Linked DNA regions of Mus musculus: all the other regions are linked to region 2. A link is a contact called in ENCODE Hi-C or POLR2A ChIA-PET data. All regions are on one chromosome and are shown on one strand. Each heading gives the region's core, a stretch centred on a gene start or an enhancer-like site at or near the end of the contact. The rest is flanking DNA. Distances are from core to core; before and after follow the strand shown. Region 1 holds the start of Scarf2 (scavenger receptor class F, member 2). Region 2 holds the start of Klhl22 (kelch-like 22). Region 3 holds the start of Med15 (mediator complex subunit 15).

The links. Hi-C counts contacts between places; a loop is a spot of excess contacts on that map. ChIA-PET counts read pairs that join two places held with the same protein, here RNA polymerase II (POLR2A).
Region 1: a map of heart shows a loop between it and region 2 (2.2-fold over the local background). The contact joins the promoter of Scarf2 here to the promoter of Klhl22 in region 2. A Hi-C loop is called at or near these places in 7 of 37 maps with a recorded cell type or tissue (T-helper 2 cell, heart, left cerebral cortex and 2 more). POLR2A ChIA-PET finds 5 or more read pairs at or near these places in 4 of 5 experiments (Patski and embryonic stem cell).
Region 3: POLR2A ChIA-PET joins it to region 2 with 32 read pairs in Patski. The contact joins the promoter of Med15 here to the promoter of Klhl22 in region 2. A Hi-C loop is called at or near these places in 1 of 37 maps with a recorded cell type or tissue (heart). POLR2A ChIA-PET finds 5 or more read pairs at or near these places in 2 of 5 experiments (Patski and embryonic stem cell).

The regions. Positions count from the first base shown.
Region 1 is chr16:17,795,989-17,798,688 of GRCm38, reverse strand. It overlaps Scarf2 (scavenger receptor class F, member 2), which reads right to left and starts at 1,407. Exons shown (of 11, transcript NM_153790.3): 1 at 1,162-1,407. The coding sequence starts at 1,310.
Region 2 is chr16:17,758,300-17,760,999 of GRCm38, reverse strand. It overlaps Klhl22 (kelch-like 22), which reads right to left and starts at 1,379. Exons shown (of 7, transcript NM_001359068.1): 1 at 1,306-1,379.
Region 3 is chr16:17,721,618-17,724,317 of GRCm38, reverse strand. Med15 (mediator complex subunit 15) reads left to right here and starts at 1,371. Exons shown (of 18, transcript NM_033609.3): 1 at 1,371-1,562. The coding sequence starts at 1,495.

The sequences.
Region 1 (2,700 bases), core at 158-2,657, 38 kb before region 2:
AGGAGAAGGCCTGGTGCGGGCTGACCGCCCTCCCTAGGCACCGCCCCGCCTGCCTCAGCCGCTGCATTCCTGGGGCCGGGGAGGCCCGGGACGAGGCGGCGGCGGCGATGCGAAGCAGATGGCTAGTCAGGCGCCCCCCCCCCCCCCCGCCTCCGAGGCGGGGCTCGCGGCCGGGAGTGGTCTGTGTCCTCTCGACCCGATTTCGGAAACCGCGCGGTCAGCTAGCAGCCCTCGTCTACTTTGACCCTCCAAAACCCTAGCTGACGTTTCGCACCCCGGGGAGCCGTTTGACCCAGGGTGCCCCCCGGGACCCTAGCCTGGAGTCCCAAAACAGCCTCCCCAGCACTGGCAGAGGCGCCCCACCGTGGGTTCCTCGCCTCTGCAGAGATGCCTTGACTGCGTCGTGGCTCCGACGAGCAGACAGGTCCCTCGGCTTCTGCGCCTACTCAGCCGTCGTCGCTCTTCACCCTCCGCGCAAGCTCCGGGCTCCACTGCTTTCTGGCTGGGCCTGTCCCACACCGGCTTTCCTAGCAAGATCCTCTCAGAGACCCACCTCCGTACACCCAGTGGCCGCCCACAAGGAGCCAACAGGGGTTCCCACGTCCTCCCCATCGCGCGTCCATCATTGTCCTCAAGCACTCCGGTTTCTGGTCCACCGTGAGTGTAGCCTTGTCCGTGCTCACTTTCACCACCATCTTCCTCCCACCCCGCGCCCGCTCTACCAAGACAAATCTGTCCTTCCAAGTCTCGACTGTCCCAGTGCCCAGCTCGCCCAAGGTTGCTCCTTCGCCCTTCTAAACCCCTACTCCAGGCTCAAGCCACTGGCTCCTAAAGCCTATGCACATGCTGTCCCCTCCGAGTGTCCTTGCTTGGCTTAGGGAGTAGCTCCTTTCTCTTCTCCCCTGACATTTTGGACACCACATAGTACCCCTGGGGGCTCCCCACAGTACTCCATTACCCCTCAGGTGATTTCTGGTCCAGCCGGCCCTCGGATGCAGCCTAAGGGCCCAGGCTTGGCCTGGAACCGAGCCCAAGACGCGAGGCAGGCCCGAGGGGCTCGCGTGACCAGTTTAGGGAGGTCCTAGATGGCCCGGACTGAAATGGGGCGCCGCTACCCCCAGCCCGCTTCGCGCCCACGCCTCGGACAGGCCCAGTTCCTACCCGGGCGTGCGGCACACGTTGCGGCCTCGCGGGTTCAAGTCCTGGGGCGCCGCGAGACCGGGCAGCAGCCAGAGCAGCAGCAGCAGTCCCAGCCCTCGGGCTCCCTGGCGCCGCGCCGGCCCGGCCCCCCGGGACCCTGCGCCCTCCATGAGGCGCGGGGCAGGCGCGGGTGGGCGCGGGTGCGGCCGCGGCAAGGGCGGCCGGAAGCGGAGTGCGAGGCCGGGCGGGGGGCGGCAGGAGGGGCGCCGGGCCGGGCAGGAAATTCCACATCGGCTCCCTGATCCTGGGCCAGCGCGGCCGGCCAGGCGGCAGCGCCCGCCCCGCGCGCCAGACCCCACCCTCCGGTCGCGCCTCCGCCCCTTCTTTGCTCGGCCCCCGCCCCCACCTGGCCATGCACGAACTCGGGGGTGAACTTGGTGGAAGCCGGCGAAGCACTGCGGGAAGAAGGAGCTGCGGGATCCTGTGAAGGAGTCCTGGTCCGCGCCTTTTCTCCCCCTTGTCAGAAGCCCTGGAGCCGCCAGGCCCGGGAGCAAAGGGGTCCTGGAGAAGGCCCCGGTTCACACACTGGCCTTCGGCTGGAGCTAAGAACCCCTAGTTGTTCTATGGTGTGCCATTAGCATCTCTTGATCTCCTGCAGCATGCAAGATGTAGACAAAGACCTGTGGGAATGAACTGGAGACCTAGGGAAAGGAGCTCTCTGAGGAAAAAGCCTGGAACAGAAGGAAGCAGTGATGGTCTTTGATATAATGAGGAGGTAAAGACAGGGAAGGGGACACTGGAGATGAAAACTGAAACTCAGAAGTCCTCTCAAGGGGTAGGAAGGAACTGGGTGCCCAGGGCATGTATTCAGCTTGAGAAGGCTATTGGCTCCTAAGAAGGAGAAGTTCAGAGAGTGAAATCAAGGCTTAGAATGGAGACCCCCCTACTACATAAGGACAACCAGGGCCACTAAGTAGATTGCTCTGTCTCTACCATACCCACTTTTGTCTCCTGATCTCCTGAGCACCTCATTCCCTAAACAGCTGTCAAAGTGAGCCTTGTCATGTAAGCAGAACCAGAAGTCTTCGGAGTCAGAAAGCTTCCTTTACCAGGAACCTCTAGCCTGACCTTAGTATGACATCAGCAAGCCTGTCAAAGGAGCTGCAGAATCAGTGTCCATCCTAGGGACGACTTGGACTTGGCTAAAGATATCCTTCCTCCAAGTCTCTACACAAGCTTAAGGATAAGACCCCTGGGCCAGGAGGCAGCTTGGGCAGGGGCCCTCTGTTAACCCTTTACTGTTCTCACCAGTAAAGCTCTTCTCTCATCCCTGCCTTGAATCACTGGCTTCACCCAGGCAGAGCAGAACACAGTACTTATGGTTACCACAGCCTAGGTCAGACAGGAGATGGTTGGAGCTGCATGGGTCCAGAAAAGACAAAGCAGGAGAGACCCTGAGGCAGACTGCTCCAGACTGCAGGAGTTCACACACCTTTGTTGGCAGCCTGGTCCCACCAAGGTGTGTGTGCTTCTGACTTGAGGGAAAGGTTAGACAATATC
Region 2 (2,700 bases), core at 130-2,629:
CCACCACTCCGGAGTGCTGATACAAAAAGATCACAAAGTTGCCTATAAGGAAGAGGTGGGGTTAGAGTGCTCAGTGCACTTAATGCAAAACTATTCCTGCCCGGAACTGGAGCTCCCAGCGCTGACATCGGGTGGAGGCGCCCTCTGCTGGTCTCTAGAGCACCTTCACCCAGGTGCACATACAGACCACTTGTTTCTAACAGCCTTCGCTGTCACGGAACTCTTTGGTGATCAGCCTGGCCTCAAACTCACAGAACTCTACCTCCAGAGTGCTGGGATTAAAGGCAGGGACCACCACACCTGGCTTCACTCTTTTTTTTTAAACGACAAAACATTAAGGAGACTACGGTGACTGCAGATCTAAGATATTCCTCTACACATTCCTTTAGCTTCTGCTTATAACTTCATGCCCCTCTCACACATATAAACTAGGTTCCCTACCATTGTTTGCTACTACAAACAGCTGTGCACTGAAACAAATTTTAGAGGAATCTTCAAGGAATCATTTACTGGAAAGGCATCCTCAACCTTCTGTGGGGGCTCCCATTCCGTATCTGTCCTCAACGCATCTGAACCACAACGTAAGGTGTGCAACAAAAGGAAAAACAGCAGCTTGGGAAGAGCAGAAGAGGGAGCGGGTCCTTATTACCACGGGGGTGGGAGGGAGCATCCAAGAGGTGTTGACGTGCTCTATGGCTTCTTTCCCAGAGCACGGACGAGGAGCATCTCGGAGATCAGGCCTTACCCTAGGAAGCAGCCGCGGGCAGAAGGTGGCCCCGTTGCGCCCGGACAGGTCCGTTCGTTCGGCCTGTACAGGATCTAAACTAGTACAATCCGGGGATTTTGCACTGACAGCGCTTGCTCTCCGGCTTCTCTCAACAACCGCAGCCGCGGCTGATGAGCTTGAGGTCACGCCGGGAGAGGCAGCCAGGCCCGCCCGCTGCCTGTTGCAATCCCTGCTCGAATAGCTTCGAGGGACGGGGACAGGCCAGAGGCCACACTCGGACCCACGGCTGGCGACAGAACCTGACCAACCGGGCTGCGAGGGCCACGGTCCGCTTCAGCCACGCGCAGGCCTCGGCGGGCCCGCGCCACAGCGCCAGGCCCGCGCCGGACGCCCGGGGGTCGCCCGGCCAAGCCCCCGCCACGTCAGGCAGTCGCCCGTGCCCGCCCCAGGCGCCCGCGGTACTTGGCCCAGATCTCCGCGCCCTCCGCCATCCCCGCTCCCTCTCCCATCCCCGCGTGCAGCACAAGCTCGGCGAAGAAGGCCTGCCGGGCCCGCACGGTACATGCCTCGCAGCTGACCTGGTGCTGCCGCAAGCTGAGGCCGCTCTCGCAGCAGGCGGGAGGCGGGAGGCTGGAGGTGGGGGCGGAGCCTCTCCGTCACGTGGGATGCCGCGCAGGCGCAAGGGGACTCTAGGGGGGGTCGCTGTTGGGCGGGGCGGGAAGAGGCTGAAGGGTCAGACCCCGGCTGCTCTTCCGAAGGATCCGCTGTCCGGAAGCTCCACCCTCGAGGTGCCTATTGAAGGTGCAAACCTAGGCCCTCCTTCTTTCCCTTTCTCCTGGCCTCATTCTAACCCTCACTCATTCTCTCACTCATAGCTTCTTCACTGGCTTGTCTCTTCACACCCTTTCACTCACCATCTCCCTCATCGACTCCTTCCTTCCCTCACTTTCCCGTTTCCTCCCCCAGTCATTTCTTCGTTTCTCCTGCATTACTTCCTTCCCTCTTCATCGTGCGTCTATTACTTCACTCATCGTCTCACTTGTCCCCTCCTTCTTGCTTCTTCCTTGCTTCCTCTCTAGGTCGCTCCCACCCTCTCTATCTCTTTCTGTTTTCCTTTCCCTCACAGCCCTATTTATTGTCTGAGGTCTTCCTTCTGCCTCTTATTTCCTCCTTGTCGCTCCCTGGTTTCTTCTGTCATTGTACTTTAGACTTTGGAAGGCTCCTCGTCCGGTGCTTGCTGTGGAGAGTGAAAACAAGCAAAGGCTTTATGTACGGACAAGTGTTGATTTTCCTCTTTTCTGAGACTCCAGAGTAAATCTGGTTCCCAGTCCCAAAACTCACCTGCCCCTAGCTGTCCTGGGGACACCCACTTTTCTCTGCTTCACCTCGAGGAGGACCACACTCTGAGGGGCGCATACCTATAGCAGAATCCAAGAGTGGAGCTGTAGGGCCTTCTTACAGATAGATGGGGGGAAATTGTAGTTTCAATATGGTGGAGAATGTAAGAGAAAAGATGTCGCCAAGGAAGCCTCCTCATGAAAAGGGGGAGAAAAAAAGGAAGAAGAAAATGAATAAAAGAAAGGCTGTTTTAGGGGAACCCTAATTGCTGCCCGGAGGCCTAGCTATAGATCCAGATGAAAAGACCCAGCCTCTAGAAAAGGAGGCACCCAATGCACGTGAACTTCTACCTGTCAGGGCTCCCTGGACCAAATGACTCCACCTGTGTTGCTGGAGACTTTTAGACCATGATAAAAGTATTCTAGCAAGAGATACCATCAGCAAATATATGAGATCCAACAAAAAGTAGAAGACAACACTCCCTTGTCACTTCTGACTATCGGAAAACACAACTGAAACAGGTCACCCACTAGAAAGTTCTAGAGATACAGAATAGCAGAATAGGAAGAAATCTCAAAGTCTATGCCCCAAACCTAGTTTATATAGTATGAAGCTCTTCCCATTCTAAAGACCTA
Region 3 (2,700 bases), core at 122-2,621, 37 kb after region 2:
ATATGAGTATATTGTAACTGTCTTCAGACACACCAGAAGAGAGCAATAGATCAATGCTCTTAATGGCTGAGCCATCTCTCCAGCCCCCACACTCAGGGGTTTTTTTTTTTTTTTAGATTTATTTATTTATTTATTTCATGTATATACTGTAGCTGTCTTCAGATATTCTGGCACACCAAAACAGTACATTGGATGTGAGCCACCATGTGGTTGCTGGGAATTGAACACAGGACCTCTGGAAGAACAGTCAGTGCTCTTAACCTCTGAGCCATCTCTCCAGCCCTGACACTCAGTTTTTAATTCATTTGTGTTTAAGACTTTTCCAAAGGCCAAAAGTTTTTTTTTTTAAAGGGTGCTTTCTTCTATAATAATAAACACATGTATTTTATTTATTTCTTTATTTGTCTATTTATTTATTTATTTTGGGGTTCATTTTGGGTGTTGTTTGTTTTTGTTTGTTTGAGACAATGTGTCTCTACATAGGCCCTGGTTGTCCTGGAACTCAGTATGTAAACCAGGCTGCCTTGAATTCAACAGAGATCTGCCTGCCTCTGCCTCCCAAGTGCTGGGACAAACAAAGTTCTAAAATGAGGCCTTACATATTGTTGGAAAAAATGAAGACTTACAAAATTGGTTAGTTACCTTGTAATCTCTACTCTAAACTTAAATCATATAAACATTGAAAGGTGAACTCGAGACACATAAGCCCAGCAACAATTATCCACTTAGACCAAAATGTCCTGTATTAAGGGATGCACCACTAAGAAGCAAGGAATATGAACCACAGAGAAAACATTAACAGAAATAATGCTTTTGCTTTCCTTTTAAATATGGAGCTTAATGATTCAATGAGCAGAGATCCTAAACCTAACATTGCTTGTTGGTGAAATACTAGCTTTATTTTGATGACTGTAGAATGTACATATACTTATGTACACTTAACATATGTTAGAAATTAAAATCTCAATATTTAAATACCAAATTTATTTAAAATACCAAAAATATGTTATACATTAGCAATTATCCCAACACTGGCAACAAAATATACATAGACTCTGTATGTGTGTCTGTGTGTGGTGTGTGTGTGTCTATGTGTCCGCATGTGTGTCTCTCTCTGTCTCTGTATCTGTCTCTGTGTCTGTCTTTCTGTCTCTTTTTTCTGTCTTTCTCTCTGTTTCTGCCTCTGTCTGTGTTTCCGCCTCTGTATCTCTGTCTCTCCCTCTGTGTCTCCCTCTCCCCCTCTCCCCCTCTCCCCCTCTCCCCTTCTCCCTCTTCCCCTCTCCCCCTCTCCCCTTCCTCTCTTCCTCTCTCTTTCTGTGGCGCGCATGCGTATACAAAAGCAAGACTTCATTTCCCACAATTCTTCCTGTACTTCCGGCGTGGCCCAGTAGCGGGATCGCTCGGCTTCCGGGTTCGGGCCTGTCGCTGTGGTAGAGGCGGCGGCGCCGGGGGTGGCCGGTAGGGACTCGGGCTACAAGAGTAGGGGCTCCGGGCATGGACGTTTCGGGGCAGGAGACCGACTGGCGTAGCGCCGCCTTTCGGCAGAAGCTGGTCAGCCAAATGTGAGTGTGGCCTGGGGCAAGGACCGGTGGTCGGACCTTCCGGGCGGGGAGGGTGAGGCCGGGCTAGACCCGCTCTTGACCCTGGTCAGAAGCTGCGGTGTCCGCTGGGTGCCGGGGACGTACAAGGGTCCTCCTGGAGTCTCTCTGGCCTTTCTCGGCAGACAGGGACTGCTGGCTAGTTTTTCTGGGGAGGAACTCTGCAAACCCAGCTAGTGCCCTGGCTAGTGAGTCATCGTCCTGAGCCGCCTCGTCATTTGTGTGCAGATTTTCCTTTGCTTCGATTCGCACCGAATATAGAAAGAGAATGAGGCAGCCAGAGATTTTACACGGGTGCCGCGTGGCTTCTTTTATAAAATAAATAAATAAAACGAAAACCACATCAATGAGTTGGAGGAGGCTGGAAGGAAGGTAAATTGGAAGATTGATGTGTTTGGGTTGTAGGCAGTGGAATAGAAGAGTGCTCCGGTTTCTTCCACAAGGTGTGTCAACTTGGCCAAAGGGTAGCAGGAAATAGCTGTGGGAACTTCGGGAGTGAAGGGCAGGGATGCCCTCTGCCCACGGAGCACTGCAGAGTGCTTGTTGCACTTAGCCATTTTACTGAGTTTCCTAAAGTGTTCAGAAAATTGCCTGTGGCACAGCTTTTCCCCTGAGGGTTGGTACTGTCTGTCTGTAAAGAAACAGTACAGTCGTGCCAATGCTCAGTCATTTTTGTGGGTGCTAAAGTGTCAGTTGAGTAGACTGGAGCAGCCTCGAGTAGGTGACAGATTGAGCTCTAGAGAGAAAAGTAGGAGGGTGACAGGCCACCATTCCCAGCAGATGATTGTGAAAGCATCAGGATGGACGGCTGTAGGTGGAGAGTTCTGGGTCTTTGAAGCAAAGTAGTCAAGGATACATCATGAGGATGAGCAGATGCTGGCATGGTTAGTGTTGGGTGTTTTGGGCAAACAACTTGTACCCGTGGTTTTTTGTTTGTTTGTTTGTTTGTTTTTTAGTTTTTCGAGACAGGGTTTCTCTGTGTAGTCCTGGCTGTCCTGGAACTCAGAAATCTGCCTACTTCTACCTCCCAAGCGCTGGGATCACTGCCCGGCCCTTCCTCCAGTGTTTTACACGTGGTCTGCCTTGAGGTGGTGCAGCATTA